Regions from separate parts of the Homo sapiens genome. Here all the other regions are linked to region 3. The links are chromatin loops, found by intact Hi-C in ENCODE. Cell type or tissue: adrenal gland. All regions are shown on one strand. Region 1 overlaps SCOC-AS1 (SCOC antisense RNA 1). Region 2 overlaps MAML3 (mastermind like transcriptional coactivator 3). Region 3 overlaps MAML3 (mastermind like transcriptional coactivator 3).

Region 1 (2,500 bases), 180 kb after region 3:
ACCTTAAACAAAAATTAACTAAAAATGGATAATAAACCTAAATGCAAAACATAAAACTATAAAATGTCTAAAAGAAAACATAGAAAATTTGTGTGATCTTGGGTTTGGCAATGGGTTGTTAGATACAACAATAAAAGCACAATCCATAAAAGAAAAAAACTGATAAATTTGACTTTATCAAAATTTAAATCTTTGCTTTGCCAAAGATGCAGTTGAGAAAATAAAAAGACTGGCACAGAGGCAAGGCACAGACTGGGGAAAAAATTGCAAATCACATATCTGACAAAGACTCGTTTCCAGAGTGTATATATAATATGTCTCTCTCTATATAATGACATGTTAAAACTCAGTAATAAGAAACAACCCAATCTTACAAACGGGCAAAATATCTGAACAGATATTTCTTTAAGAAGATATCAATAGCAAATAAATATAAAAGAGGTGTTCAGCATCATTTGTTATCAGAAAAATGTAAATGAAAACCATAATGTGATAGCACTACACACCTATCAGAATTTCTGGAATAGAGAAAAACGTGGCAGTATGGTGAGATGCAAAGCAACAGGAACTCTCATTCATTGCTGTTGAGCATACTAAATAGCACAACCAGGTTGGAGGACAATTTGGAAATTTCTTATAAAGTTAAACATATACTTACCACATGATCCAGAAATCCCAATCCAAGGCATTTATCCAAATGAGTTGAAAACTAATGTTCATACAAAAATTCATATAAAAATGTGTATAACAACTTTATTCACAGTCATTCCAAACGAGAAACAGCTGCAATGTCCTTCAGTAGGTAATGGAATAAGGAACTGTGATATATCCGTACAGTAGGCTATTGCTCAACAATAAAAATGAATGCATTATCGATTTACACAACAACACGGATCTTAAATGCATTCTGTAAGTGAAACAAGCCAGACCCAAAAGGCTACATATTATATGATTTCATTTTTATGACATCGTGTAAAAGGCACAACTATAGGGATAGAAAACAGGTCAGTGGTTCAGTGGTTAGCAGGGTTGAGGGAAACGGGAGAGGTTTTCTACAAAGGGACTGGATGAGAAGTAATTTTTAGCATGATGAAACGGTTCTATACATTACTTGGGCAGGTGGATACATGGCTCTATGCATTTTCAAACCCCATAGAACAGTAGTCTACAAAGAGTGAACTTTACTGTATGCAAATTGAAAAAAAAATCAACGAGGATGTTTAGGGGGAGATCCCAATAGGCAACACAGAAAAAAGTTATTTGCTGAGCAGCAACTTTTAAAGGTGCCAGAGAGTTAAAACAAAAGAAAACAAAACAAAAAAACAAAACAGCAATAAATATAGTGGCATGACTTCAAAAAAGTTCATTTATAATTTCTTCACTTGTGTCCACTGTGGTGAATTCTGTCAATGTGAGCTCCTGAAAAGCAAGGCCTGTGTTTGTCTCCCTCTGTAGGCCCACGCTTTACAGTACAGCATTTCTCAAATGAGTTATAGGCAGACCCCCCCCCCTACACTGTTAGGGAGAAAACAAACCTCCCGTGGACTTCTAATGCTAAAGTCTTTTATTATCTTGTTTTAAACATATGTTTAAACATACAAATATATAAATGCTTGTGTTTACAATTCTTATACACCTAGGAGACCATAACAAAATTATGAATTAGACACAAAGAACTGGAGCCCCAGTAAAGCTCAATCTGATAACATTCATTGGTGAAACTCAATCACTGCTCACAATGTGACTCTGCTCCTGAGGCCTGTGGTCTAGTCTTGGAAGTGGGCAGCCATGATAAATGTTGGAACTCAAATGTTTCCACCTTTATTCTCTCTTCTAATGATTACACAAACATCATTTTCACAGCAAACCTTGATGTTGTATAGGATGGCTTGAAGAAGTTGAAAATCACTTCCTACATCAGCACCATCAAAACTACTACTAGACCTTGTTATGATTTTCCTGTTCCCACCTGCATCTAACCTGTGATAAACAAAATTTAGTTTATGTTAAATTTGGCCCTTGTCCTCTAAGGAGTGTTAAGTGTGAAGCCATCACAGTGTTGCTGATGAACAGAATTTACCTCTGTTCGAAGAGCGAGGACTCTGTGATTATGTGGGAAGGCTCTGCTGTCTTTGTCTTCAGTCTTTGCCTGCTTTAGCAAATTCTGATAGGAGGAAGATGCAAACACCACTCTCAGGTGGGATTTCAAAATCCTGCACCATCAAACTGATCTGTTTTGAACTATATGGAGCTCTCTAAGGTTACAATAATTCTTTCTACTGTGCTTTCAATACTGAAAAAAAAAATCACTTATTAGTGGACAATTCAACAAGCAATTTAAATAGAAATTATTTTTAAAAACATGCTTGACACATAGCCAGACATAGTGGCACATGGCTGTAGTCCTAGCTACTTGGGAGGCTGGGGCTTGATCCCAGGAGGTAAAGGGCAGCTTGGATAACATAGCGAGACCCTGTTTCAAACAAAACAAATGTTTTGT
Region 2 (2,500 bases), 98 kb before region 3:
AATTCCTCTATGTTGAGGACAATATCTATAAGTCTAGGAAGGGCAAGAAACAAAATCATTAACAGAACCCTTGACTTACCCTAAAATAGACACTGAGTTTAAAACCATCTTAAAGGTGTCAAGAGCAGTAAGTCAGATGATTATAAAATTAATGGTTCAGGCCAGTCACAATGGCTCATGCCTGTAATCCCAGCACTTTGGGAGGCTGAGGCAGGTGGATCACCTGAGGTTAGGAGTTCGAGACCAGCCTGGCCAACATGGTGAAACCCTGTCTCTACTAAAAATACAAAAAAATTAGCCAGGCGTGGTGGTACATGCCTGTAATCCCAGCTACTTGGGAGGCTGAGACAGGAGAATCGCTTGAATCCAGGAGGCGGAGGTTGCAGTGAGCCGAAATCGAGCTACTGCACTCCAGCCTGAGTGACAGAGATGAGACTCAGTCTCAAAAAAAAAAAAAAATTAAATTAATGGTTCAGGAGGTACAGCTTGTTTCATTTTTGACAAAGAATATCTAACGAATCTTCACCAAGATAGGTACACACTGAACAGAAGTAATGCTGAAAATTTAAATATTACCCTTCTTTCTGGATGCTTGAAGTGTTATGCAAATATTTTGCTTTTTATTCCCAACCATTCTACTTGGAATAACTGGATGTTACATTGTGCTATTCTCATTTTCCCACTGAGAAACAGAGGAGCTCAGCAGTTCATCCAACGTCACAGAGCAAGCTAGTGGAGGCGCCGGGATAAGAACCAGGCTTCCTGATTTAAAGCCCGTGACTTAGCCACTGGGCCACCAGAACCAGGCAATTCTCTCTGAAGCCCTGTGAGGACTATCTCAGACCTCTTACTGATACCTCACCCCTGTGTGTTAATTTGTGTTACCGTCTCAGAGTTGCAATGGCCCTATTTCCATTCTTCTTTAAGTTTCTTACTTTGTGACCTCATTTATCAGTTGCTTTCATGAAATGGGTTAAGGAAAAAAATGAGAATGTGGGAGGCTTAAGTAAAACCTACGAAAAGCCCAGAAATGGTTCACACATAAGTTAAATAAAAGGCTAAATTTACCCACCTATACCTACCTAACTCTAATGTTTTAGCACTAAAATGAGTATTAAGTGAAAGGATACTTAGAAAAGCAGCTATACTGGCTCTCCACTGAGACACGGATCCACAAGGTGGAGCCACTGCGGGGTAGCCAGCTACATAACCAATTAATAGCACAACAGTGACATTTTCATTCTTTTCCATAGAATTTCCCACTGGCAGAACACACCTGAACACACATCTGTGTGGGGTGTGCAAAGTGTAATTGTGTGACTCTGCCATGGATCACCTAGACCCCGTGTAGGAATCTGTTCAGTGGGGTATGGGTGTTCAAAATGGCATCCTTAAATGTCCCTCAAAAAACCCATATATTTCTTTTTTTTTTTTTTTTTGAGGTGGAGTCTCACTTTATTGCCCAAGCTGGAGTGCAGTGGTGTGATCTTGGCTCACTATAACCTCTACCTCCTAGGTTCGAGTGATTCTCCTGCCTCAGCCTCCTGAGTAGCTGGGATTACAGGCATACACCACCATACCCGGCTAATTTTTGTATTTTTAGTAGAGACAGAGTTTCACCATGTTGCCCAGGCTGGTCTCGAACTCCTGACCTCAGGTGATCCACCCATCTCGCCCTCCCAAAGTCTTGGGATTACAGGCGTAAGCCACCGTGCCTGGCAAAAAAACCCATATATTTCTATTTGATGAGAAGCTCCTTCCCTCAAAATATTCTTATATCTGCAACTATTTCCTCCTAACAGGGAAAGTGAGTAAGTGGTGATAAATTTGTCTCCATGAATCAGTTCTTTTCCAGAAACTGTTTTAATATAAAGCCCAATATCCAGTATCACCCTAACAGACAGCACTTATGAGGTATATAGAGCTGAAAGAGGCCCACAGAAACCCCCTCATTCAAAACCTAAAAGTGTATTAAGTCAATCATGATAAGAGACAAATACACTCTGGGTAGTTACACATTCCTCAGACGGTAATATGAACAGCAGCCACCGACAACTGGTGCTCCTGGTTTAGTGTTGGATAGGCTGTTTGGAAACTTGTCTCTCCAAACAGCCCCTTCCAATATTCTTCATGTCTTCATGGCAGCAGCATTCTCTCAACACCAACCTGGAAATGGGGGGCACTCCTACTACTCCCCTTCATCTCCTTCACTGACTCAGCATGCCCCTCGGACCACTGCTTTGGAATGTCTCACATCTGGCTTTCCCATTCCCATCCGAATTAGGTAATTCTGTTTGGGAGCATACCACTTTACACCAGTATTACTGCAGGGGCCACATTCCCAGATCCTGGCTTTTCTCCTCTGGGCCATCGGGCTTTGAGATACCTTAACTTAATCGTGCCATATCTAAAGAACTTCACCACAACATGGTCCATGCAATTCTACTTTTATAAACAAAACCAAACATGGTAACATACATGCATGCACATATTTATTTTA
Region 3 (2,500 bases):
GTCAACTAAGACTATCACCATTTTAAAATTTTGAAAACTGTGCACTGTCATGCTTTTTGATGTGCCTGCTCAGCTTGAAAATGTACTTGTCAATTGAAATTTGCCTTAAAATTTTAACCAGGACCTCAGTTCCAAATACAGCAAATAAACAATGCCCCCTTTTGTTACCACAAATAATTAAAAGCCATCTTTTCAACTGAGGCTCTCTGATAGGTGAAGTCAATAATTTTCACCAAGTCTTTGAGGGGAAGAAAAAAACTATGTCAATAAAGTGGTGGTGGTTGGGATGGGATCATTTGACTACATGTTCAGAACGGACCTAATACCTGAGGTAGTGCAGCTTCAAACCCAGGTCTGTGCCACCTGCTCTATCAACAGGGCTGGTGAGGACTCACACAGAACCCAGCCCCCTCTGTGGCAGCCTGGAGCCAAGGAAAATTTTTTACCCCTCACCCACTCTGCTTTTTGTTTGCTATTTTTTTGTTGTTGTTTTTCATGCCCATTCTTGTAAATGTGTAAGATAGGAAAACAAATCAAAAGAGGCAAAGCCCTCATTAGACTGCCTTCTTAATCCAAGCGAGGCAGAAAGATAATTAATCGATATTTAGTACTTCGGACATATTGGTCCTTAGAAAGTAAACAATACCAATGAAACAGTAAAGAATCCTATTCATCTTTATTTTTATATCACCGTTATTATTATTTGGTTGTGGGTGATCATTGTTTTTCTTTAGGGCTTTCCAAATAGAGCGCCCAATCTGAGAACTACATTTAATTGTTCTGTGCCTCACTGGAGTACAACTATAATCCTGCAGTCAATTCAAGAAAATGAAGAGCAACGTTTTCTTTACAACCTCTATTTTTGAGATTTTACCTCAATACAGACTGTTAAAATACTCTCAGAAGCCAAGGTTAACTTTTAAACTAATTATTTTAAAAGGAAATATAACTTGTAGAGCATGTTTCTTTCTTTTTTTTTTTTTTTTTTGGTACACAGAATTTACTTGCAACTCTGCTTAAGAGTTAAGGCTTACATTACATTCATCACACTCATCACACATACCAGTGAGAGATGCATGTGAAACAGCTGAAGCTAAAATACACTCCTATTCTGTACACAGCCCTGGCATTTATTAGTGCGTAAGTCTAATCAACAGGCTAAATCATTGTCATAAAATGACAGAAAATTTTATTTTCACGCAGTCATCTTTCAAGTCTATTTGTTGCTAATTTGCTAAACTGGGATTCACTATGAAATCTACAGCTGATGTCTCTGTCTATTGAAGCAAGCATTATCTTTCTATTTTCAAAAGTAAGCTGTGGCTTGGGCTTGCTGTCTTCTTCCCAGTAAGGTCAGGAGGCTGGGCTTGCTTCCACCTGCGAGTGTATCACAAACCAGGCGCGCGCACCCGAGCCCTCCCTCCACCAGGGCGGAAACCAGAGAACACAACCCAAACACCGAAAGTTTCTGGTCGCAAACTCTACTCATCTTGCCGTGTCCAGAGACCCGGCACTGGGAACGGCACTGGCTTTTGTTCCAGGGTCCCCCAGCTGGCGAGGTAAACGCCACAGCAGTCCTTGATCCCCAAAGGTTGTGAGAGATTCTGTGGCACGGGAATTTTGGAGCCTCCCGAAAGGAGCCCATTTCTCCGCAATCCATGCGCGTGGGGTGTACAAATACACGAAAAGAGGACGCGGGGTGGGCAGGCATGAAACCTTCAGTGCCTCTTAAATTCTCAGTCTCAGGTTCACAAAGTGAATCTCCTCCTCCGTGGAAGGGCGCTAGGGGGGCGGGGGCTGGGAGAGAAATAGGTTGGAGAAAGGGACCGGAGCTACAGTCGAGATGCGGGACCGGCCCCGCCTCCGGCTACAATCAGAAAAACTACAGTGTGTCAGTGGTTTTCGGTTTCCTGTTTGTAAAGCGAGAACCTCCCCCGACTCGAACTGTCGTTCTTCCTCAAAACCAACCGAGACGGCCCCTTCTTCGCGCTCGGGGCAGGCTCAGCCGCAGGGGGAGCGGAGAGGAGGGACGCGGGGGCATGGGGGGCGCGGCGGGGCGGGGACAGCCGCGATGAAGCGGGCAGGGCCACGGGGCGCAGCACCCCTCCCAGCCCAGCGGCCCCGGGGTCTGAGCTGGGCCGCGAGGCGGACAAAGCGCCTCCCGCTCCCTCCCCCACGGCCACGTTCCAAAAGGGAGGAAGAAGGCGGGCAAGAGTGGCTGGAGGAGGAGGAAGGGAGGAGGAAGGGGAGGGGGAGGAGGAAGAGGAGGAGGGAAGGTGCTGCCGGCGGGACTGGGCAGGATCGCGCCGACCTGGGAGGGGAGGGAGGAGGGGTTGAGCGCCCCCGGAGAACTGGGAGGAGGGAAGGATTCTTGAAGCCCAAGATAAACAAATTGTTCCTCTTCACGTGCGGGGTGGGGGGACGTGGGGAGCGAGCACTGCGGCGTCGCCTCCCCTCCCCCAAGCCGACTCTTTGTCACCGAGCGCCGGCCCGAGCCCCC

What was found. Hi-C counts contacts between places; a loop is a spot of excess contacts. Peaks named below come from ENCODE experiments on the same cell type or tissue, not always from the same donor. Only the 100,000 strongest peaks of a DNase experiment are listed, where the experiment ranks them.
Region 1: a loop joins it to region 3, with 2.8 times the contacts of the local background. A loop is called at or near these places in 25 of 110 quality-filtered maps.
Region 2: a loop joins it to region 3, with 4 times the contacts of the local background. A loop is called at or near these places in 76 of 110 quality-filtered maps.

Annotation. Positions count from the first base shown.
Region 1 is chr4:140,325,143-140,327,642 of GRCh38, forward strand. The region is part of intron 2 of SCOC-AS1 (SCOC antisense RNA 1); the gene reads right to left. It also overlaps a transcript of SCOC not described here. Among named protein-coding and RNA genes, the nearest start is that of SCOC-AS1, 47 kb to the right of the region's middle. In adrenal gland, CTCF peaks have their summits at 1,432 and 1,642; no DNase peak of the experiment used is centred here.
Region 2 is chr4:140,051,114-140,053,613 of GRCh38, forward strand. All of the region lies in intron 1 of MAML3 (mastermind like transcriptional coactivator 3), which reads right to left. The region is part of intron 1 of LOC124900783 (a long non-coding RNA gene); the gene reads left to right. Among named protein-coding and RNA genes, the nearest start is that of MAML3-AS1, 76 kb to the right of the region's middle. In adrenal gland, a CTCF peak has its summit at 1,180 (motif pointing right); a DNase peak (open chromatin) is centred at 1,288.
Region 3 is chr4:140,148,970-140,151,469 of GRCh38, forward strand. The region is part of intron 1 of MAML3 (mastermind like transcriptional coactivator 3); the gene reads right to left. Among named protein-coding and RNA genes, the nearest start is that of MAML3, 4.0 kb to the right of the region's middle. RefSeq lists enhancers at 1,089-1,933, 1,934-2,500. In adrenal gland, CTCF peaks have their summits at 1,555 and 1,756; a DNase peak (open chromatin) is centred at 1,932; H3K4me3 peaks cover 1,446 bases; H3K27ac peaks cover 1,483 bases.